3 separate regions of the Homo sapiens genome follow, and regions 1 and 3 are each linked to region 2. A link is a loop called in an ENCODE intact Hi-C map of the cell type or tissue named here. Cell type or tissue: right lobe of liver. All regions are shown on one strand.

Region 1 (8,000 bases), 420 kb after region 2:
ACCTGACCAAAAGAACGAATTGGAACAGACCTTCTAGAGTCTCCTTCAAGCACTGGGGAGGATGGTGATGAGAGCAGACACACGGGGTAATTTATGGGCTCCGCTGACTGGTGGCTGGGTCCACTTGGAAACGAGTCGTGTACTGCCACCTTGTGGCAGATTCGGGCGGCTGCGGTTTTGTTGTTTTGGAACCTTGTGAAGAGTTTCAGCTAGTGTCGGATTGGACATGATTTGCCTTGTATCTAGATTTAGGTAATTAGTGATAGATAAGGGGTGTCTCTGAGTCATTCTTATTTTGCTAAGTTGATCCTGTTAAGAAATAAGTCTTAGCTGAAAGAAGACTGCTTTCTTTCCCCTTTACCTCCTTTCTTCTGCTTTGTGGTTTTTTTATGGGGGTTTTTGTTGTTGTTCAGTTTTGGTTTGTTTTTTGGTATGGAATTATGATGAGATTTCAGGAGAGAAGCCTGTGATCCTCCTTGGGTTGTTGGGGGATGTTAAGAGGAGAGTGAGGGAGAGTAAGTACCGACTTTTTGGCCGTATTCAGAAATCCTAAGTTTTCTACTATAGTGATTTTTGTGTCATTCTGACTAAATACTAACTCCTTATCAGCACTGTGTCTTTTTACTTGGATTACTTTCCCAGCAATCCAGCCTTCTTGGGGAGCTAAGTTTTTCTTTTCTTTTTTTTTTTTTTTTTTTTTTTTTTAGATGGAGTCTCACTCTTTTGCCCAGGCTGGAGTGCAATGGCACAATCTCGGCTCACTGCAACCTCCGCCTCCCAGGTTCAAGTGATTTTCCCGGCTCAGCCTCCCAAGTACCTGGGATTACAGGCACACACCACCACGCCCAGCTATTTTTTGTATTTTTAGTAGAGACGAGGTTTCTCCATGTTGGCCATGCTGGTCTCAAACCCCTAACCTCAGGTGATCCGCCCACCTTGGCCTCCCAAAGTTCTGGGATTACAGGTGTGAGCCACTGCGCCCAGCCTTGAGGAGCTAAGTTCTAATGCATGTCACCTGTGTCTGAGCCCATTCCCGTGACATACATAGGGCTGCCCCTACCACACAGCCCCAAAGAGCACAGGGCGATTGCCTGCCATTTGGATCAGTATGTTTCTCCTTTTAGGTCATAGAGACACTTCTCAAATATCTTTCTCTCATTTGTAAAGTCACTGATACCGAGTAGGATGAATTTGGGTCGGGGAAAGCAAAGGAATGATGAAAGGAGGGTGCCATTTAGTCCCTCGTGTTGGTTGGGAGCAACTGTAATGCATGCACACAGGTCCTCAGCATGTTGCTCTGTCTCATTCCATTTCTCATGATCATAGATGACGATGCCATTTATGCAATGCGGACTTTGCTTAGTGCTGTAAAAACAGTATGTTTAAGGAAGATATTGTCACCATCTTACTGATGAGGAAGCTAAGATTCAGGGGGCTAAGTAATTTACCTAAGGTCCTAGACCCAGTAAGGACCTGAGCCAGTCAGAACCAACTCTGACAGCACCTTCCAGCCCCTCTGCATTTGTGATACCATGCTCTATGCCATATAAAAGCATTCGCCTTGTTCTATTTAACTATTCAAGATTTCTATTAAGCTGGTTTCTCTAAGTATATAAGAAAAGAAAGCTGCTGTCCAAGCCGGGCGCGGTGGCTCACGCCTGTAATCCCAGCACTTTGGGAGGCCGAGGCGGGCAGATCACGAGGTCAGGAGATCGAGACCATCCTGGCTAACACAGTGAAACCCTGTGTGTACTAAAAATACAAAAAAAAGTTAGCCAGGCGTGGTGGCGGGCACCTGTAGTCCCAGGTACTCGGGAAGCTGAGGCAGGAGAATGGCGTGAACCTGGGAGGCGGAGCTTGCAGCAAGCCGAGATGGCGCCACTGCACTCCAGCCTGGGTGACAGAGCGAGACTCCGTCTCAAAAAAAAAAAAAAAAAGGGAAAGCTGCTGTCCTGTGGTCTGTAGACATTTTTAAGAGGAAAATGGAGGAGTGAGTAGCCTTTGCCCTTTGGCCTACTTTGGTTTCTGGCAATCAGAATGGAGGCACGTGCTTTATTGGAGAAGGATCCCTTTGTTTGGTGCCGTTAGCATGTGCCAAGTGATAATTGGCAAGACATCTTTTTCCGCAGACATTTGGGAGGCCCTGGGCATACTGATAGATAGAACAGAAGAGAGTGGAGGCCTTGGGAAGACAGAGAGAGAAGTATGTGTTCAGAGTGCAGGAGAGATGGAGTCCTGCTCCACCTGCTTTGGGCTCACGAGGGCTGCGGGTTCTGGAGACCTTGCTTTTGGAGCTTTGGCAAATGGAGGGCTCATAGGAGTGCAGTCAGGATGGCAAGCAGACTCGGTCACAGGAGGAATGGAGGCAACTGAGGCCGCTGAACCCGGAAAAGAACAGATTTAGTTAGAAGAAGACATCAAATAGTTGAAGTGCTGCCACAGGGAATAGTAGTCAGCCTTACTTCTCTCTGGCTTTAGAGGGACAAGAGCCCATGGCTGTAAGTCCTAAAATGACAGAATTGGGTTCAGCAGGAGGAAGAATGTTTGTGTGTCTCCCCAAATGGAGTGGTTTGTCTGAGACACACTTACTGCATGTATTCACCTTCCCGATCTAGCTTCTGCTGTGCCTTTCATGTCTTTGTGAACCTCCACAAAATCTAACAAAGTTCAAATAAGCATTCAAATATTTTTAATTAATTGATTATACCTGTAGTATGTTAGGTTTTGAGGCCAGGAATCATATACATCTAGTACATGTTTAAGCTTCCACCACACTAAGCAAATTGTTTTCAAAGACAAACGTGAAAAAAGGCAGCATCAGTACATCACCAATAATTTTAAAAGCACACATCTGTCATTGGTGACCGCGCTGGTCTGTGCAGAGCAGGCGTGTGTGTGAATCTCTGTGCTGACTGACCATATCTGGGCAGACTCTACTTGTAGGGTTTCAGATCGGATCCAGACCCTGCTAGCCGTGAGTGCTGCTATGATTGGAACCCTTTGTCCGACTTGCCTGCCGTGTGCTTTCTTCTTTTCCCTTGATTCTGCAATGTATGTATGGGATTGAGTTAAGGCAGAAGCAAATGCTACAGCACTTTTGTGTGCAGTGTGGGAGAGGTAGAGGATTAGAAAGGAAGGAAGGGCCATGACATTCTGGGATGTGTCTTATGTATTTAGGGAGACCCCCCACTCCTAAGAAGCAACAAATGAACAATTTTTAATTAGTCAAAGGCAAATTATGTGTATCATTTTATGTATTTATTTATTTTTAATAGAGACAGGGTCTCACTGTGTTGCTCAGGCTGGTCTCAAACTCCTGGGCTCAAGTGGTCTTCCCACCTCAACCTCCCAAAGTGCTGGGATTACATGAGCCACCATACCTGGCCTATGAGTCACTTTTCGTCTGGAAAGCAGCAGCATTGTCTCCGCCAGCTCCTTTGGAAGACTGGCACATAATACTTGCTCGGAGACCATGATGCGCTTTGGGAGGCTGCACAGGCTTTTTCGGGGAGCAGTGGAATGGCTGTGTTCTCTCTGCTGTCCACCTGTCTTTGTGGGTAGGTACAGCTCAGGGATGTCTTGGAGGCCTGGGGGTTCCAGGGCCAGTGTAGGAGGAGTGTGGTTTTCTGTAGAGTGGATGGTACAATTCCTTCAGAATCCCCAGTGCTGCAAGCTACTGACCTAGCAAATTGAAAGCCCCACACAGATTATTTGCAGGTTTAATATGCTCCTTTGTACTGTTTGCCCAAGTGACATCGTGAAAGACAGTGATCTGTATTGTGGTGGGGTGAGTGCACATGTGGAACTGAAAGGAACATATTTGGGTCCACACATCGGTGAGGGGCTGCATTCTCATACACATACACCCCCATTTCACTCAGAGCTTTTAAAACCTTACCTGCCACTCAAGTGATTGCAGTTCACAGCTAGCTACAATGTGCATACTTTAAGTCTCTTCAGAAGAATCACATAATAAATAAGCCGAATCCTAAGACAGACAGACAGACAGACAGACACACACACACACACACACACACACACACACGCACATTCTGTCTTTATGGAAAATGGCGGCTAATCCATGATCATTTTTTTTTCTAGAAACAGGTTTTAAGATAATATAGTAAAAATATTAAATTAGAAAATGCCTCACTAAGGGTTATAAAACCTTACTGCACTAGAGATAGGTAATTATCCCCTCTACAGCTTAATGACAGTTTAAAAGAAATAAAAATGTTAGTGCTCATTACTTGCTTTTGTAGTTTGCAATAAAGGGTAAGTTAAATTTTAATTCAAGGAAGAGCCCCTGCTATCGACCTTCTACCTCAGGTCCAAGTCCTGTTAATTACTCCGCAGGCTGCTCCCCTGCATGATACCAGCATGAACGCATTGTCTACAGTGGACACTCCCACTGACCATGAGTGTGTGTGTGCTGGGGGGTGGGGGTATTACAGATCAGTGATTTGCATCTTGATTCTTAATGTGATGGGGAGCAGGAATTATGTGTTTTTTTAAAAAGTTGATTATGCATAGCCTTAAGGGGACCTCAGGTATGAAACTACACACTTACCCTGGAGAATCTGATGGAACAAGGTTAACCTGGAGGATTGATAGTTTAGCTTCTCCACATGGCTAAATCCCAGTTAGGAAGATGCAGCCGGGGGGAAATGTTTATGCAGTGGAAGGCGGTCTGGCCCTCTGTCCAGTGGCACCTTTTTGTAGCCTCGTCTTTACTTGCAGTTTTTCTTGGGATGGGGTAAGGGCTGTGGACATGTTTTGTTTCTTTTCAGATGTCTTTGCCTTTCCCTAAGCACCTAGACACCTGCCTAGGTTTGAGGGAGGAAGAGCTCAGTGCACCCTGTGGCTCAGTCTTCACACTGGGGTATGCAGAGACTTTCCAAGGGGAAGGTAGACACAGATAGTCAAGGAGTCAGTCTTCAGACGTACGCTCTTTCCTAAAGCTGTCTGCCCCAGAGCAGGCCTGTGCTGGAGGGCTAGGTTGTCCTTTTACCCTCGTCCTTCTCTGGCCTTGAAAAGCCTCCCTCGAGCCCCTCCTTAAAGTGACATGGACCTCGGGCTGCCACAGGAAAACCTCCAGGGCCTCAAACCCAAGGACAGCTGGAAATATGGGTACAGAGATTGAGAAAGCAAACGCCTAAGGACTAGAGGACAAGCCCTGTGCAGGCCGGGTGGTTTCTGGGTCTTCACTTCCAGCAGAATCGCTGGAGAACACGAGTTGAATTGAGTTGGCAGTTGGTTGACCGTTAGGACTAATGTTTGGGGACGAGTCACTGTGCGATTTTTTGTGTGTGCTGTATAATTCAGAAAGAGCAAAAAGAATCAAGTGGCATTGCTATGCCAGAACTCTGTCATTCCTATCTGCTTGTTTATATGACAACATTTCTCAGTGCTTATGTCTACAAAAAACAAAAAAATAGGAGTAGAATTGATGCTGAACCCTCCTTCATTCTGGCAATAAATAATATTCCTCCATGGATCCATGAACAAATGGAGGGAAAAGCCTCATCCATATCATTAAGGGATGCATTTCTAATAACATTTTACACATGTATGAATACTAAATTTTCACTAAAATTAGGATATATTATATCATATTATTATATATTGATTATATCCTAATAATAATCCAGAGGAACATTTTTAAACTACTTAGAGCCTTATAATGTCAAACAATTAAAATATTTTCATTTCAATTTTTTGAATTTTAAAAATTTCAAAAGTGCTTTTATTTACAGACTAATGTGGCCAAGAAGTATGATAAGGGTGATTGATAAAAGACATTCAAGCATGAAACCATTATATTAGGACAAAACTCTGTAGGGAAAAGTCAGGTGGAAATAAAATTTAAAAAGAAAAAGGTGCTATAAAATGTCCAAGTTAAAAAGTTTATGTGTGGCCCACGCCTGTAATCCCAGCACTTTGGGAGGCCAAGACGGGCAGATCATGAGGTCAAGAGATGGAGACCATCCTGGCCAACATGGTAAAACCCCGTCTCTACTAAAAATAAAAAATTAGCCGGGCGTGGTGGTGCGCACCTGCAGTCCCAATTACTTGGAAGGCTGAGGCAGGAGAATCGATTGAACCCGGGAGGCGGAGGTTGCAGTGAGCCGAGATTGCGCCACTGCACTCCAGCCTGGCGACAGAGCGAGACTCCATCTCAAAAAAAAATAGTTTATGTGTTACTTGAATGAACGATGAGTATCAAATCATTATGGCATGTAGGTTCCATTGCAGGCATTACAAAAGTTAATTTTCACAACATCCTGGTCATTATATATTTTGTAACTATTTAAACTTACTGTGAAAAACGTTATAAAAATGTGCAACCCTACCTTCTCCAACCTAGTAAAGAGGGAGGAAGGGCTGTGCCTCCCTGTACCACCCAGCTGCTCAGGGCAGGAGCCAAAGCCAGGACCTGGAAAGAGGAAGGGCTGAGGCCAAGCTGAACCGCTGGAATCTACAGTGGGGGTGGCTGGTGGGGGGCGTGTGGGGCGGGGATCTTCATCCCCATGCTGCTCCTGGGCCCCAGGGAGGGTCTGCTTTGTCTGTCTCAGAGAAGGGAGTGGAAGAGTCAGCCAGGAGGTTGTTGCTGTGTGCTTCATGAGAAACGGTGAGATCTGACCTAGTGGAAGCCTGGAGGAGCTGTGAAGTTTGAGATGCTTTGAAGGTAAAAACGGTCACCAGCTGGTGATAGTGGGTGAGGAAGATGTAAAAGTTGAAATTGCTTGGGGACTTTTAGATTGAAATAATCCCCTATTGATATTCTCTCTCTCTGAAAATATTTTAAGAACCCAGACCACTCAGCTTCCCAGGTTGCTTTGCCATGAACAGCTGCATATGTTTGTCAGCTTTGCCCACCTGAGTGTGAAATGATGTTCTATGAAAACATGGGTTTCAGCATTTCACTCTCTGCTCCTGACACGTGAACCCTGCTGCGGACAGTAACTGCTGCCTTCGGCCCAGGCGTTGCACTGATATTGCGCGCAGAGTGGAAGCATTTGCTCAGTGGTAATGATGGGGTCTGGTGCAGGCAAGCGCGGCGAGGCTGGAAAGGGTATGATGTGAAGGGCTAGCCTCGCGCCTCTGCATTTCTTTCTCATCAGACGTTGTTGTCCTAAAGTCACACTGTCCTTTTGTTATGGCAACTCTCCCTTTCACGCCATTTAATTTTTTGTGTGGAAACAGCTAGAGAGACTTGTCTTTACTGGCAAATAGGCAGGCCATGGTGTGATGAAGTGGAGCCTGCCCTGGGCACCGAAGTATCCGTGTGACGGAGCTGCTGATTTGGAAGCCGTGGGTTTGCATTTGGTCTGGGGCTGCCGTCCACCTTGGCAGGCTTCGTCTGGGCTGATTGAGGCTAGTCACATGGATGTGTGTAACAGAAGAGCAGAAGAGATGGGTGGAGCCAAGGGGGAAGCTGTGTCCTTTGTCTGTGGCCTAGGGGTCTGCTGGGTAGTTCAGGGTGAAGGCACCAGCACATTCTTGGGATAAAATTCCTGTAATAAAATTGGAGGCCTGTTGTTTTCTGGCCTGCACTTTCACTGCCTGTCCCTCCCGCGGTCCCCAACATGATAAGGCTAGCTTACATTTGTGGCTTCTGTAGTTCTTCCTTAAGATGTTTTTCTTTTGACTTTTTTAAAGCTTTGATACTCTATTCCTTTTGTTGGATTTCCTAATTGTAGTACCTTTATTCCTATCCATAACTATAGTAGGGTGACTTCAAAAAAAGACCAGTAGTTTTTTGTGTTGAAGCCTTGCTGTTTGAAAGGTGGGGTTTTTTGGTTTTGCTTTTAAAGTCTGATGTGCCGATGCTGACCCTCAGATGATGAGAGCACTTTTAAAACAAGACGGCAGGCTGGAATTTGAGTTCCATCTTGAGAATATCCGAGCAGGTGTAGATTTCTTCTGGGGCTCCTGGCCCATGACCTCAGCCCTGTGTGCGCCTGCCCTGTCTCTGTGAGGGCTACCGGCTGGGCCTT
Region 2 (8,000 bases):
ATAGGAGGCCGGTGTCTGCTGTGACTGGTGGAGGGGATGCTGGATAGGACAGGGGCCTTCAGCGTCTCCTTCAGAGATGAGGGGTGTGGCTTCTTTGAGGCCTGCTTCTCTTCTTGCTTTTGGGATGAGGAGCTTTGGGGTCAGACACACCCAGACTTGTGTCCCGGCCCTGGGGGTCCTGGGCTCTTCTTTTCCCAGGTCTCGTTTTCCTTCTTGTAGCATAGGGATAATTCCTTCACAGTGAGGAGCGCAGGAAACGGCTAGGAACTGAGCAGGCTCTGAGTACATGGGCACCCTCCCCTCCCCACTCCTGCTCCTTCCAGCTCCCCACCCCTCCACCCTTCAGGTGGACTTGCACACTGTTTTAATCAATGCTAGGATGCTGACGTGAAGGAAGCTGGGGTGGGAACCAGAGCCCAGAGCTTCACCTCACCCCAAAGCTGCTTGAGTCAGGGAACCCACCTAGCTTGAAGTCTGGTGTGTAAAGGTAAGAAAAAGGCTTTGTAAAGTCTCCAGCGAGGTCAGAAGTGCTGCTCTTGTTAGTGAGTAACAATGTGCTGGAGGAGTGAGTTCCAGTAGGCTCCTCACCTCTGCTCTCTCTCCACCTGATATGCCTAAAATGTAAATCCTATCATGGCCTACCCCTGCTCAGAAACCTTCAATAACTCCCTATTGCCTCCACGATAAAGTACAGAGCATAATGGTCAACACTGTCCACAGTTGGCCCCAGTCTGGTTGTTTCTTCTTCTTTCTTCTCCTTCTCCTTCTCCTTCGCCTTCTTCTTCTTCCTCTTCCTCTTCTTTTTCTTCTTCCTCTTCGCTCTTCGTCTTCTTTCTTCCTCTTCCTCTTCTCCTCCTCCTCCTCCTTCTCCTTTTCTTCTTCTTCTCCTCCTCCTCCTTTTTTTTTTTTTTTTTTTTGAGAAAGAGTCTTACTCTGTCCAGGCTAGAGTGCAGTGACAAGATCTCGGCTCACTGCAAACTCCGCCTCCTGGGTTCAAATGATTCTCCTGCCTCAGCCTCCCGAGTAGCTGGGATTACAAGTGCCCACGACCACGCCTGGCTAATTTTTGTATTTTTAGTAGAGTTGGGGTTTCGCCATGTGGGTCAGGCTGGTCTTGAACTCCTGACCTCAAATGATCTGCCTGCCTTGGCCTCCCAAAGTGCTGGGATTACAGGTGTGAGCCACTGCACCCGGCCCCTTTTGGGCTTCTTGAAGTCCCTTTGCTGTACCCACCCAAATGATGCCCTGTTCCCCAAACTCCCACAACACCTGACAATCTGTAGGCTTTTATTGGATCAATTTCCATTTTCTGACATGCTTTCCCTCCCACTCCCTCCCCACAGCCACTTTCTGGGAGGCCCAGCTCAAATCTCATCACCCCCTAAAGCCTCCCCTGATGCTCCTAGTTCCTCCAGCCATGCCCCCCCGCCGACCCCCCAACCTGAATTCCCTCTGGTTGCACAGCTGTTCCTTGCGTCTGTGTCAGGTGCGTCCACCAGAGGGCGACAGACACTGCGGGCACAAGCAAAATGGCCCCAGGATTGGCTGCGTTTCCCCTCCCCGCCCCCGGACCCATCCTGCCTCTGCTATGCTGTCCCCTGGACTTCCAGCCTGGCATCCTCACCGCTGGACTTCAGGGCTGGAGGACTTGGGGACAGTGCATGTTGTGTCCCTTTTCTGCAGAGCTGCCATCCCTGAAGATTTGGGTGAAATGACAGAGCCAGCTGCTCTTGTTTGTGTAGTGCGTGAGTTTCCCAGTCACTGTTGACGTTCTGGGTCCCCAGGGCAGGGTTGAGTGGCTTTTTTTGTTTGTTTTGAGATGGAGTCTACCTCTGTTGCCAGGCTGGAGTGCAGTGGCGTGATCTCGGCTCACTGCAAACTCCACCTCCCGTGTTCAGGTGATTCTCTTGCCTCAGCCTCCTGACTAGCTGTGATTACAGGCGCCCACTACCACACCTGGCTAATTTTTGTATTTTCAGTAGAGATGGGTTTCACCATGTTGACAGGCTGATCTCGAACTCCTGACCTCAAGTGATCCGCCTGCCTCAGCCTCCCAAAGTGCTGGGATTAGAGGTGTGAGCTACTGCACCCAACTGAGTTGGCTCATTTTACAGATGGGGAAGCACACCTTGATCATGGCTCTGTCTTTCAGAGACTGGAAAGTCACAGGTGCAGAATGCTCTGGACAGACTAAGGCTTAGAGCAAATTTGCTGAGGGTGACGTGGCCTGTAAGGGGAAGGGTTGACACTCGAACCCAGGCCTTTCTGACTGCCGGGTGAGTGTGTTTTTCTCCACATCAGTTTTTCTGATTATTCAAGATGTAGGTTTAATTCTGTCATTGTCACAGCCCTGACTCTGAGGCAAATGTAAATGGTGCCCCAGGCCTCAGACCCCAGCCCCCAAATCCCCACATGCTGCGCATCTGCGGACAGTCTGAGCCACAGCTTTCTGTGAAATGGTCAGGTGATGCGTAGCCTCTTCCTCACAGGGTTATTGTAGGACAGAATGAGATGATGCCCGCAGAGACCCCTGTGCTCCAGGATGGACCCCCTGCGAACCTGGGCTGGGACATTTCCCCAGGGGCTCTTAGTCTGTCTCTTGGGGGCTGGGACGGGGAATGCAAACACCTGCAGGTCTCCTTCAGCCCCTTTTGGGGGAAAGAAAAGAGACCTGGGGTCTCCTTCCTCAGGATTCTCCAGCCCTTGCAGCTGCTGGAAGTGAGCGGGCTCCGTCACCATGGCAACGTGGCCCAGCCGCCTGCAGGGCCAGTCCTGTGCCAGCCGCCGTTGACCTCACTTAGGATGATTACCTTTCGGCAAATAAAATAATTGTGTTAATAAAGAGGCTGTTCGCCTCTCATTCCCCATCCCGCTTTGCCTGTTTCCCATCCCTATCCGGTGGAAAGAGGATTCTCTCCACCTGGTTACCCCTGGCCTGTGGGATGCCTTACTCTTAAATTGTTGACGAGACCCTGACTGGGTTATAATCTTGGCCAATATTAATCGTGTCCCACCATTCCCTTCTTGCCTTCTGCCTCCTTGCCCTGGTGTCTCTTTTGAAGTTGTACAATTGAGATTATACTACTCATCCTGTCTTCTTTGGACACTGTTTTTTTTTTTTTTTTTTTTTTTTGAGACCAGCTTGGTCACTGAAGCTGGAGTGCAGTGGTGCAATCTTGGCTCACACAACCTGCGCCTCCTGGATTCAAGCAATTCTCCTGCCTCAGCCTCCCGAGTAGCTGGGATTACAGGCACACGCCACCACGCCCAGCTGATTTTTTTGTATTTTTAGTAGAGATAGGGTATCGCCATGTTGGCCAGGCTGGTCTTGAAATCCTGACCTCAAGTGATCTGCCCACCTCAGCCTCTCAAAGTGTTGGGATTACAGGTGTGAGCCACTGCGCCCAGCCTGGACATATTTTTGAACATCAACAGGGCCTCCCTAGCTGTTATAGTAATAAGTTCTATTTTTTGAGGGCCTACTGTGTTTTATACTCTTTATGAATGCCTTTGCAAATGCCCTCTCTCTAATCCCTTTAACAATTGTGCAAGTCAGGAGCTTCAATACCATTTTACTGAGAGAGAAAATGTGTATGTATATATTTTGAGTCTGGGTCCCCCTATGTTGCTCAGGCTGGTCTCAAACTCCTGGCCTCAAGCAATCCTCTGGCCTTGGCCTCTCAAAGTGCTAGGATTATAGGCACGAGCCACTGCACCTGGCCAAAATGTATGTTTTGGCAGGGCTAGAAACATGTGTTGGTTCAGCTCCTGGATTGCAGAACAGGCTTCTCTAACTGTGCCTGGGAACATTCAGTTCAGCTGCAGGCAGATACACACTTGCCATGGGCTCAAAACTGGGCTGGGCTTCCGGAGGGGAAGAAGAGAGAAACAGAGACCCTAGGAAGCTCCGAGTCATGGATCAGGTGGGTGGGAGTAGATGGATATAACCATGGAAAATGGACATGCAGGATGCAGTGTGAGATGCAAGGTGCAGTGTGGCCAGTGCTCCGAGACCAAGAGAATGATGGAGACCCTGTGCCAGGTGCTGCAGAAGCGGACCCCCAGAGAGACACTGACTCAGCGATGGAGGCCCTGAGAGAGATGAGGAGGATGAGACTGGCAGTTACTGAGCCTCTGATAAGCAGCTGACACTTTGCTGAGTGCTTCAAACTTGTTATTTCACACAATGCTCATCACAACCCCATTTTACAGATGGGGAAAGTAAGGCTTAGAAATTTCAAGTGAATTTCTCAAGGTTACACAGCTCATGTAGAGCCAGGATTCAAACCCAGATCAGCCTGACCTCCCTGCCTGGACTTAGTGGTCTTTTGACTCCATCAGGCTGATCAAGGATGGAGAGAGAGAGAGAGGAGAGTGAGTGAGAGAGAGAAAGAGAGAGAGAGAGACCCATGAAACAGATTGAGCAAGGCATGGAGTGCAGGCTTCATGCACACGGTGGGGCCTCTTCTGGGTCTGACAATGCCTTAGCCCCTGTTCTTTGAGGCTCTTGTTTAAGATTTGCCAAAAAGAGGTCACCCAAATTATGGCCGATTTAGAAAGTTTACTTTTCACCAGTGCACACAAAATAGTGCAAAGAGATTAGGCTCTTCGAAAGGTCATTTTAAGCCTTTCAAATAGTGACAGGGCCCTGCAGGCAGTGTCATCCTACATTCTCACACTGCAAGGGGACTGCCCTCGCTGGATTCTAGGGTCTCTCCCATGACTGGAGGAAAAGTGTCATCTGGACACTATGTCAGAAGTCTAGATTTGGCGCCCTCTGTGAGTCTGAGGGCGTCTCCCCTTCTGCACCCGGCCACCCCCATGAGAGGTCCTGCCAAGTGGGTGAGCTGCGGCGGCAGGCAGGGGTGCAGTGCCCATCATTCACACTAGATGGCGCTCTGACATTGGACAATCCTCTGAGCATGTGGCTGCCTAGTGGCCAGAGGGCAGGGCTGGATGGCTTTGAGGGGAGGCTGGTCTCACTGGACCTGACACCCCGACCTAGGGTAGGCCAAGGGGCGCCGGAGATGTCAGAAGCCAGGCTGGGGACCAGGAACTCTGCTCCTCCACCCGTGACTCCTGGTCATTCTTGGGTCGGGGCTGAAAGCGGGGCAGTGGGAGGAGCAGAGGGACCAGAGGGCAGCTGGAGGGGAGGGATGGGGTGGGGGGGGGCACATCAGCAGGCCCTGGTGGGGCAGCCCGGCACCCCTCAGCCAGTTAAGGGCCTGGGGAAGGTTGTCCTCTCATTGACCACTAAAGCCTAGGGCTGTAGACCTGGGGTCTCCCAGGAGTGGTTTGGCCATCTGCCTTGCCCTTGGACAAGGGGGCTGGGTAAGAGGCATGGGGGCTTGTTTACAATGCCTGCAGCTGGTAGGAAAGGAAGCCTTGGCAGATGTGACTGAAGGATCAGCTTTGCTTGGAGAGCAAGACCCAGGCACAGGACCTAAAGGCCTCAGGTTTGTGTCCCTGTTTAGGCATGTGACCTTGGGCAAGCCACTAAGACCTCTGCTTCCTAATCGTTTCTGCTTTCAGAGTTGGGAACCTTGAATGAGATCATGCACACAAAGGCACTCAGCACACCAAATGCAGGGCATCCCTCCTGTCCTGCCAGTTTGCGGAAGTGGCATCTTGCATTATTTCCCTGCCTGCAGGCCCAGTAAACACTCAGTGCTGTTGAGTGATTGGTGCCTGGGGGTGGAGGCAGCTGGAATTGGCAGTGTTCCAAAAGGGGCCTCCAAACCTTGTACTTGGGGGAGTATCCTTGAGAGACCCCGTCCTCAGATGTCCACATTTTCCCTGTTTGGAAATGCATGCCTTGGAGCTGGGCCTGACTGCTCCGCTTGCCCGCTCTTTGTCTCGTCCGTTGTCTGGGGCTCTGCGGGATCTAGAGAGAAAGAAAGGAAATCCCCAGCACTTGCTTGTGGGACAAGAAAGCAGAGGGGTGGGCTTTTCAGGGGACCTCTTCTCCAGCAGTCTGCTTGCCTACTTCCCTCACATCTGGTGCCAGGGGCGGAAACTGAGGCAAGGGAGAACCTTAAGGACAAACTACAAATCCCTGAATGCTAATAGGGATAGGAGAGTGAGGTGGTGAATTGACTTCCCGGTCCCATTGCAGGGACTGAGGGGGTCTGTAACCCTCGACTCCTGGGGGAGAGGTCTCGAATGGTTCGCTAGAGACATTCGAGGAGTTAGGAGATGGGCAGGGAAAGGTCTGGGAGGAGGAAGTTGAGGGTAAGGGCATTGGGGGCAGATTTATTTGGTTAACAAATGTTCCACAAACGCTCAGTGAGAACCTCATGTGGGCTAGGCACTGGTCTAGGTGCTGGGACTCGGGGGCCCAGGTGAATAAGCTTCCCGTCCTGGGCGAGTTTCCTGGAGTAAAAATCAGGCTGGCTGGGGCTTAACTCTATGTGGCTGCCCCATATCATCTAACACCTCTAAGTCCCAGTTTCATCATCTGTAAGATGGGAATAATAACAATGTCTCCCCCACGGGATGACCATGAATGTTAGATGCATGGAAGGTGCTTAGCACCCAGCTCCTGCATTTAACAAACGTGAACGGAGGTGGAGTTTGTCAGTATTATTGTGATCAAAGCTCTGGAGACTGTGACCTTGAGCAGATTGCTCACCCTCTTTGAACCTTGGGTTCCTTATCTGAGAAATGGGTTCATGACATCTGCCCTGCCTGTTACCACGGGACCCTGTTGTTAAACCAACTGAGATAATGCATGGGAGCACAGGGGATCTGTAAACTACATCACACACAGAGGGGAATGGTCCATTTAAATGATTTGGGGTACACATGTGTGCATGTATTTGTGCACATGTGTGCATGTGTGCACCACTATCAGAGACCCCAGCATTTGTGCTCCATCTTTCCTGCGGGTTTGTGTCCCTGTTTAGGCATGTGACCTTGGGCAAGTCACTAAGACCTCTGCTTCCTTTTGTGAAAGGGGCTAATCATGTCTGCTTTCAGAGTTGGGAACCTTGAATGAGATCACACACACAAAGGCACTCAGCACACCAAACGCGGGGCATCCCTCCTGTCCTGCCAGTTTGCAGGCCGTCTGAGCTCAGGTAAGCTGTCAGATGGATGGATATATGGTATCCTGGCAGTTCATGTTAGGAGTCTGTCCCTGGAGCCCTGGGGCTGGAACTGAGGTGCTGGCAGAGGTGTGGAGATGAGGGCCAGGCTGAGAGTTGCAGCATTTCTCCAAAGACCTTAGGGAAGTGAAGAAATAAATCTTTCTCAGAGATGGAGATGGGATCAACCCTTCCCCCTACCTCAACTCTGGGCTGGGCAAGGTTGTCTGCAGAGGTTGGGGGTCCTTGCTCCCCTCTTCCAACATCCTCTTCTCCATGCACCTCTCCACAACTGACCCCTTTCCTGTTAGTCTTAATTCCTGCTGCCAAGCTACAGAACAACCCAGGGAAAAATAACCACACCTGGGTAATTTTTGTGTTTTTAGTAGAGACGGAGTTTTGCTATGTTGGCCAGGCTGGTCTCGAACTCTTGACCTCAGGTGATCCGCCCGCCTTGGCCTCTCAAAGTGCTGGGATTACAGCTCCACACCTGGCCTGTTCTAGAGGTTTTTGATGTGCCCCTCCTGGCTCCTGGTACCTGCTTACCTGCATGAATACTTGTTAGTGCCCAGGGCTCCCCAGCCCCATCTCCCCAACCAGCTGACTGAGGGGTGGAGCCAGGCAGGGTGCAGCTTGGGCCTGAGGATGAAGAAGCAAAGAGCCAGGAGAGCCAGCTCCCGGCCATATACCCATTTCTAACCTCTCTTCCCCAGGAAAGGGGCAGTAGGAAGCAGTGTGGTGGAGTGGAAAGAGAGTGGGTGTTGGACTTGGCCAGGCTGGGTTCAAATCCTCACTAGCTGGGGGTGTCTGGGGCAAGATGGGATGGTAAGAGGACCTAGCCTGTGGGGTGGGCATGCAACCTTCATGGGATAATCTGTGTCAGGTGCCTCCAACTGTGAGTCCAAGCCTGTCCAA
Region 3 (8,000 bases), 400 kb after region 2:
CATCTAAGAGTTATGTATTGGCCAGGCTCAGTGGCTTATGCTTGTAATTCCAGCACTTTGGGAGACTGAGGTGGGAGGATCACTTGAATTTAGGAATTTGAGACCAGCCTGGACAACATAGCAAGACCCTCTCTCTACCAAAAAAAAAAATTTAAAAATTAGCCAGGCATGGTGGCGCACACCTCTAGTCCCAGCTCCTTGGTGGTGGTCGGGGCTGGGAGGCAGAGGTGGGGGGATGGCTTGAGCCTGGGAGGTCAAGGCTGTAGTGAGCCGTGATCGCACACTGCACTCCAGCCTGAGCAACAAAGCAAGACCCTATCTCAAAAAAACAAAACATCACCAACAAAAAAACAAGGATACATAGAGGCCTTTTTTATAAAAAGTGAAGAATTAGACTGGGCATGGTGGCTCACGCCTGTAATCCGAGCACTTTTGGAGGCCAACACAGGTGGATCACTCAAGTCCAGGAGTTCTAGACCAGCCTGGGCAACATAGTGAAACCCCATCTCTACTAAAAATACACATATTAGCTGGGCATGGTGGTACACTCCTGTAGTTCCAGCTACTCAGGAGGCTGAGGTGAGAGGATGGCCTGAACCTGCGAGTCAGAGGTTGCAGTGAGCCGAGATAGCACCACTCCATTCCAGCCTGGGTGACAGTGAGACCCTGTCTCAACAACAACAACAGCAACAAAAAGTGAAGAATTAGAAGCAATGTATGTGTTCAAAAATATGAAAATAGGGTACTTCTGTTCCTACGGTTATATGCAGCTATTTATAAATTGTTTATGGGACATTGCTTATAAGGCTAGGTGAGAAAAGAATTCATTCAAAATTGTGTGAATATATATATATATAAGGATCATTATGTGAAACAAACGTAACAACAATTGTCTATAGGTAGAAGGATTGTGTGTGGGATTTTTTGTTTGTTTGTTTTTTAGATAAGCTCATACTCTGTAGTGAGCCATGATCACACCACTGCACTCCAGCCTGAGCTACAAAGCCCAGACCGGAGGGCTCACTGCAGTCTCAACCTCCTAGGCTTAAGCAATCCTTCCACCTCAGCCTCCCGAGTAGCTGGGACTACAGGCACATGCCACCGTGCCTGGCTAGTTTTCTTACTTTTTTATTTTACTTATTTATTTTTTTGAGACAGAGTCTTGCTCTGTCACCCAGGCTGGAGTGCAGTGGCCTGATCTCGGCTCACTGCACCCTCTGCCTCCTGAGTTCAAGCAATTCTCCTCCCTCAGCCTCCCGAGTAGCTGGGATTACAGGCACACACCACCACGCCCGGCTAATTTTTGTATTTTTAGTAGAGAGAGGGTTTTGCCGTGTTAGCAGGCCAGGCTGGTCTTAAACTCCTGACCTCAGGTGATCCACCCGCCTCAGGCTTCTAAAGTGTTGGGATTACAGGCGTGAGCCACTGCACCCAGCCAGTTTTTTTACTTTTTGGTTTTTGTTTGTTTTATTTTTGAAACAAAATCTCTCTGTCGCCCAGGCTGGAGTGCAGTGACATAATCTCGATTCACTGCATCCTCCATCTCCCGGGTTCAAGGGTTTCTCCTGCCTCAGCCTCCCTATTTACTGGGATTACAGGCATGTGCCACCACACCTGGCTAATTTTTGTATTTTTAGTAGAGATGGGGTTTCAACATGTTGGCCAGGCTGGTCTTGAACTCCTGACCTCAGGTGATCTGCCCCCCCTCAGCCTCCCAAAGTGCTGGGATTACAGGTGTGAGCCACCGTGCCTGGCCAGTTGTTTTTACTTTTTGTAGAGACGGGGTCTTGCTATGTTGCCCAGGCTGGTCTTGAACTCCTGGGCTCAGGTGATCTTCTGCCTGGCCTCTCAAAGTGCTCAGGTTATAGGCATGAGCCACTGCGCCAGGCCAACTGTATGTGTTTTCTGTGTGGTTTGGTTTTTTTTCAATTTTCTGTATTTTATACCTTTTGTATTACTTTTTTTCTGGGTTGGTGTGGGGGTATAGACAGGGTCTTACTATGTTGTCCAGGCTAGTTTTGAACTCCTAGTCTCAAGCAATCCTTCTGCCTCAGCCTCCCCAAGTGCTGAGATTACAGGCATGAGCCACCACACCCTGCCTCTATTACTTGTATAATAGGAAAAATCTTAACCAGTATTATTCTTGTAAAATTCATTTGTTGAGATAAAGAATTACCTTTGGGAGGCTGAGCTGTGGGTGATATAATAAATAATTAAATTATTTGATATGTGTAAAAATGTTCCTAAAACTTTAAAATATTATGTATTAAATACATGAAAATACCACATTTTGTTTTATGGATAGTGTTTTGCCCTAGTAGAGTTTTTTGGGTTAGAATTTTATTTTATGTATATAGAGAGGGCACATTATAATGAGTAGAAAAGGATACCCCTTTGAATTATCTTTGGTATGATTTGGTCTGTATAAGGTCATATATTTTCTAGAGCATCTCAAACACATCATACAAAATATTTTTTTTTCCATTTGGTGGGAAATGTAGGTGATATAACTTAAACTTCCATAGTACCTAGACTGAAGATCTAGGAATCAAACTTACTGTGAATTCAGTTGTGTTTCTCCATTTAAAGGTGGGGGAAATGAAAGACCCCCTGGATCTAGTGCATGGAGATGACGTGGAATTGCAGACCCCTTTTCTGCCTTGGGGAACCAGTGGCAGTGTGTGTGGTGTTGGTGAGGTGTTGCATTCAGATACTGTACCACTACCTGTGCTGCTGCCAGTAGATGGCTTTTGTGACATCTATTAAAATGAAAAATGCTTAAGATATATGTAGAGGAAGAAAATGAGGTAGTCAATTCCTCATTGTCTTTAGTCTGGAATAATGTTTAAGGGTTGTATATTGCTCAAAAGCACAAGTGTACCTGTTCTTTTTTGGGGCTGTACTATAAATGAATCTGTGTTGAACTGTCATTTACAGTATACTGTTATCAGACTTTTCTCCTGTAGCATTAGGGAAAAAGGGAAAAATGTACAGTCAGCCCTACATATTTGTGAGTTCCACATCAGTGGATTCAACCAACCACAGATTGAAAATATTCAGGCATGGGGAAAGGAATGTCTGTACCTGTGAACAAGTGCAGACTTTTTTCTCGTCATTATTCCCTGAACAATACATTGTACAACTATTTACGTAGCATTTACATTGCATTAAGTATTTTAAGTAATCTAGAGATGAATTAAGTATATGGGAGCATGTGTGTAGATTACATGCAAATACTATGCCATTTTATATAAGGAACTTGAGCATCCGTGGATTTTTGTATCCATAGAGAGTCCTGGAACCATTCCTCCACAGATACCATGGGATGACTGTAGTTGGTCATCCCAATGACAGTGGTAAGTGCCTATGAATTTTTCCCTATCCCACTTTGTACCCAGATGTTCCAGTGATCAGTTCTGGAGTTTGTTAACTCACTGAATGTGTTTCCTCTCCTAGGTTAATAGTTACTAATGTTGCTGCCTGTTGCTTCCTGCTTTATTTAGGTTTCATGTCCTTAGCAAGCTACTGAGTTTCATGGCACCTATTGACCATACTACAATGAATGATGATGCCAGGTGAGTAATAGATTAATTATGTGTCTCAAATGGCTTCATGACAGCCTGATATTGACCTGCTCTACAGCCTTCGCCCTCTCCATTTCTTCTTATCAGTTAACCATTTGTCATTGGCATCGCAGTAAGGGTCACATCTCTTCACCCTCATAATTACTATAAAACCAAACCAAAAACTTGCATAAATTTCAGTGCTGCCTTTGGTGGTTTGTTTGTTTTTCCTGTTTTGTTTTGAACTTTAGCCCAGCGCCCTGGGACATGTGAGCTCTCTAGGACAGGGCAGGTGGCCCATGTTCTTGCCGTTTGTACTTGGGGCTGTTGTGCATATGCTTTCCTTTTGAAAGTGGCTCTAGTGAGTGCTCTGGAGATGTGCATATGTTGTATTTGTTGGGGATTGTGAGTGTTTTTACAAAAGATGTATATGCTTATTTTATAAAGCTGAAACGAGAGAAATACAGAAAAAAAGTGTATGCTCATAATATTACCGTTCAGGGATAACCTTTTTAAAATAATAGTTTCTTCTGTATCTATTAATTGGCATTCTATAATGAAGAGCTTCCTCTTCTCCCTCATTTATTTACCATTTATTTATTCATTTATATCAATATGGACTCATGTTTTCCTATTTTATTCAATGAGTTATGTTTATTTTGATATTAAAATTGTCCCAGATAGTGGAAGTGCCGTCAAACTGGCTTGTGTCCTTCAAAGTTGTCTTCAGTCAATCTTTGAGTACTTCCTTACTTTCTGGCACAAGAAGATGTTTAATGCTCATCTTAGACTTTCCATCTTCCAGCCCTGAAATCAGTCTTTCTTGAAGGAGCCCTGGCTCTGTTTAGTGGATTGTGGTATTTAGAAACCAAGATCTAGGTACTAGGGGTGCTCCTTGTTAGTGAGTATTGCTATTTCTAGACCTGTCAGCAGAGACGGGAAGTGTATGTATATACACTCACACCTACACAGAAGACAGCCACTTTTAACATCTTACAGCATTTCATTTCAGTTTTTGTAAGTTCCCTTTCAGTATTTTCCTGTTTTTCTTTTTTATATTGAAATTATATTCAGGAAATGTTTTATATACTGAGAGCATTTTCATGTCGTTAAAATAATTAAAATTTTTCAATGACGAAATAATATTGTTATAATATTTATTTAGCCATTCACTGATTGTTGGACATTTAAATGGCTTTTAATTGTCATCATTGTAAATAATGCTATGAGAAGCATTTTTAAACATATTTACCAAGTGAAATTATTGGTCATAACATAGGCACAGGTGGTTTTTGCCAGTTTTATCCCTCAAACTACATATAAACTTTTTATTTTAGAGTATTTTGTTTGCTACCAAATGCCATCAGATTTTCCCCTCCTTGTCTGAAAGTATGAGATCTGCAAATTTTGACAAATACTATTATTATTTTTTATTTGGTTTATTCAGTACTTTGAGCACAAAACAGCCTATGGATGGTTCTGAGTACATTTGTGTCTGGCTTTGTGACCACATCTGCTATCCTGTGCTTTGCAAGTGAATGTCTAGATATGGCCATGGTTTTTTGTTCATTTCTGGATCCAGTCTGTTTAAAAATTGCAGAGTAAAGTGAGTGCATCTTAGATTCCCTGTCAGGATGCTGTGAAAAAATTATATCAAGAAGAAAGCAAAACTAGATTTTGAAAATTAAACCAAACCCTTTAAGGTTACGTTATTATCCCAGGCATAAAATGAAATCTAGTTTAGATATTAGTGGTATCTTTTGATCATAGTACTATGAAATCATTCAGAAATCAACTTTATGCCATTCTTAGTTGGAATTTTACTTGAATCCCTTGAGGTGTACTTAGTTTTTCCAGAATCTTACCAATATTAACTCCTAATTTTTGAAGGTCTACTATTTGCTAGACATAAAAATTATTTGAAAATGACTCTATTAGGATTAATTTGGGTATGGCCTATAAAAAATATAAAACCTGACTACAGAGGCATAAGGAAATGGAAGTTCATCTTTGTGACAGGATAATTCTAGGGGTGGTAGGCAATTGTTGTCCATGGCTTTTGCTTCTCGGTGGTGTTAGGGCCAACATCTCTTGGTCTTTCCCCTGTGGTCCCAAGATGGCTGTTGCAACTTAACGCCATCAAACATGCATTCAAGGCAGGAAGAAGAGGAAAGAACTGTGCCAGCCATACCTGTTTGTTTTTAATCAGAAAAGTAAAACCTTCCCCAGAATTCCCTTCAGCAAACTTTTTGTATTTCATTGGCCAGAACTGTGTTATGTTGCCACTCCAGGTAGAGCAAGCAAGGGAGAAGGGGTTAGGAATGTGTTTGCTGGGTGACAGTCCTTGTGACATTTATAAGGAGAAAGGGCTATCCCTTGTGGACTGATTCCTAATTACCAGCATTGTTCTCCAGCTGGTTTAGCTACTTAAGGAATGGAATAATAGTCTTGTAGCTGGAGAACTGAACATTTGTTTTTACCAAAGTGCGCACCATTCTCATTGTGTTTCCTAAGGATAGGGAGACGTGTCCATATCAACTGCTCAAGCTTTATGGTTTGAATAGGCCAGATTAACTATGGGTACAGTAAATAGGAACTAGCTCTCTCTCCTAGTATCAAAATTTTTAGGGCCAGTAGGTATTGTTAACTTTATCTTAAGTAAGAAGGAAGTAGTAATAGCTTATCCTCCTTTGTTTTTTTTTAGTGGAAAAACAAAAGTGGAAGTAACCTAGTACCATTCTATTTTGTGTCCCATTTGTACACCACAAATAGGAAGCTTTCATAATTGTTAGAATATCAATATCACTGCATGCTACTTTTCCTCAAGTAAATACTTTTGGTTTTCCTAAGTTATACATATGTCATTCTTGGTGTGCCGGGGGCATAGAGAATTTTTTAAACTGATTTCAAGGTAGTGAAGGACTTTATAAGAATGACCACAGGGCCAGAAACTAAAAGGTAAAATATTAATAGACCTGACTACATAAAAGTCACATTGAAAAAGACATCAAAAACAAAGTTAATAGGTAAATGATGAACTTGAACAAAAAAATTCCAGCAGATGACATATTTTTCTACTATGTAAAGAGTTTTTACAAATGTCTAAGAATATCCCAATAACAATAATGGACACAGCATATCAACAAGAAGACTTAAAAATCAAAAAAGAAGGTCGGGCACAGTGGCTCACACCTGTAATCCCAGCACTTTGGGAGGCTGAGGCGGGCGGATCACGAGGTCAGGAGATCAAGACCATCCTGGCTAACACGGTGAAACCCCTTTTCTACTAAAAATACAAAAAATTAGCCGGGCGTGGTGGTGGGCGCCTGTAGTCCCAGCTACTGGGAGGCTGAGGCAGGAGAATGGCGTGAACCCAGGAGGCGGAGCTTGCAGTGAGCCGAGATCGTGCCACTGCACTCCAGCCTGGGCGACAGAATGAGACTCCATTTAAAAAAAAAAAATCAAAAAAGAAAAATTTCAAGGGCCAAAAACCATAAGCACTTTCAACCTAATCAAAGAAATGCAAATTAATATAATGAGATTTCTTTTTATTATTTTTTTTTGAGACAGAGTTTTGCTCTGTCACCCAGGCTGGAGAGCCATGGCACTATTTGGGCTCACTGCAACCTCCGCCTCCTGGGTTCAAGCGATTCTCCTGCCTCAGCCTCCCGAGTAGCTGGGACTACAGGCGTGCACCACCATGCACACACGCCCTCCTTTTTGTTGTCCTTATTCAGTTGGAAAATATTAAAAGGATTAGTAATACCCAGTGTTGATGGTGTAAGGAAAAATGCACCTTTGCATACTGTTTTTGGAAATGTAATTGGCAAAATCTTTTGGGAGGATTATTTGACATTGTGTTTCCAACTTTTTTTTTTTTTTTGAGATGGAGTCTTGCTCTGTTGCCCAGGCAAGAGTGCAGTGGTGCAATCTTGGCTCACTGCAATCTCCACCTCCTAGGTTCAGCAATTCTCCTGCCTCAGCCTCCCATTGGTCAGTCTGACCTCAGGTGATTTACCTGCCTCGGCCTCCCAAAGTGCTAGGATTACTGGCGTGAGCCACCATGCCTGGCCCTGTTTCTGACTTTTAAATGTGTCTGTTAACACAGAAAAATCTACTTGTAGGAGATAGTCTTTAATAGTTGCCAAATACATTTGTGTTAAGGATCTTTATTGCAGTATTGTTTGTAGAAAAATAAAAAATCCAAATGACCCAAACTAAATAATCACAGTAAAATCATTCAATGAATTTATTATTTTTTTTTTCTTGAGACAGGGTCTCACTGTATTTTCTGGGCAGGAATGCAGTGGTGCAATCATAGCTCCCTGCAACCTCCAATTCCTGGGCTCAGGCCATCCTCCCACCTCAGCCTCTTGAGTAGCTGGGACTAACAGATGCACACCACCACACTCCACTAATTTTAATTGTGGTAAAATA

The links. Peaks named below come from ENCODE experiments on the same cell type or tissue, not always from the same donor. Only the 100,000 strongest peaks of a DNase experiment are listed, where the experiment ranks them.
Region 1: it touches region 2 in a loop (3-fold over the local background); 93 of 110 quality-filtered maps call a loop at or near these places.
Region 3: it touches region 2 in a loop (3-fold over the local background); 86 of 110 quality-filtered maps call a loop at or near these places.

The regions. Positions count from the first base shown.
Region 1 is chr17:37,047,685-37,055,684 of GRCh38, forward strand. The region is part of intron 11 of AATF (apoptosis antagonizing transcription factor); the gene reads left to right. LOC105371753 (a long non-coding RNA gene) reads right to left here and starts at 5,478. Exons shown (of 3, transcript XR_934717.4): 1 at 4,571-5,478. RefSeq lists an enhancer at 414-914. In right lobe of liver, a CTCF peak has its summit at 140 (motif pointing left); DNase peaks (open chromatin) are centred at 137 and 4,377; H3K27ac peaks cover 510 bases.
Region 2 is chr17:36,624,566-36,632,565 of GRCh38, forward strand. It overlaps a transcript of MRM1 not described here. Among named protein-coding and RNA genes, the nearest start is that of MRM1, 27 kb to the left of the region's middle. RefSeq lists an enhancer at 2,239-2,739. In right lobe of liver, CTCF peaks have their summits at 1,494 (motif pointing right) and 4,880 (motif pointing right); DNase peaks (open chromatin) are centred at 1,536 and 4,896.
Region 3 is chr17:37,028,111-37,036,110 of GRCh38, forward strand. AATF (apoptosis antagonizing transcription factor) reads left to right here. Exons shown (of 12, transcript NM_012138.4): 11 at 3,504-3,575. MIR2909 (microRNA 2909) reads left to right here and starts at 5,635; the gene lies at 5,635-5,703. In right lobe of liver, no CTCF peak of the experiment used is centred here; a DNase peak (open chromatin) is centred at 3,831; H3K27ac peaks cover 1,236 bases.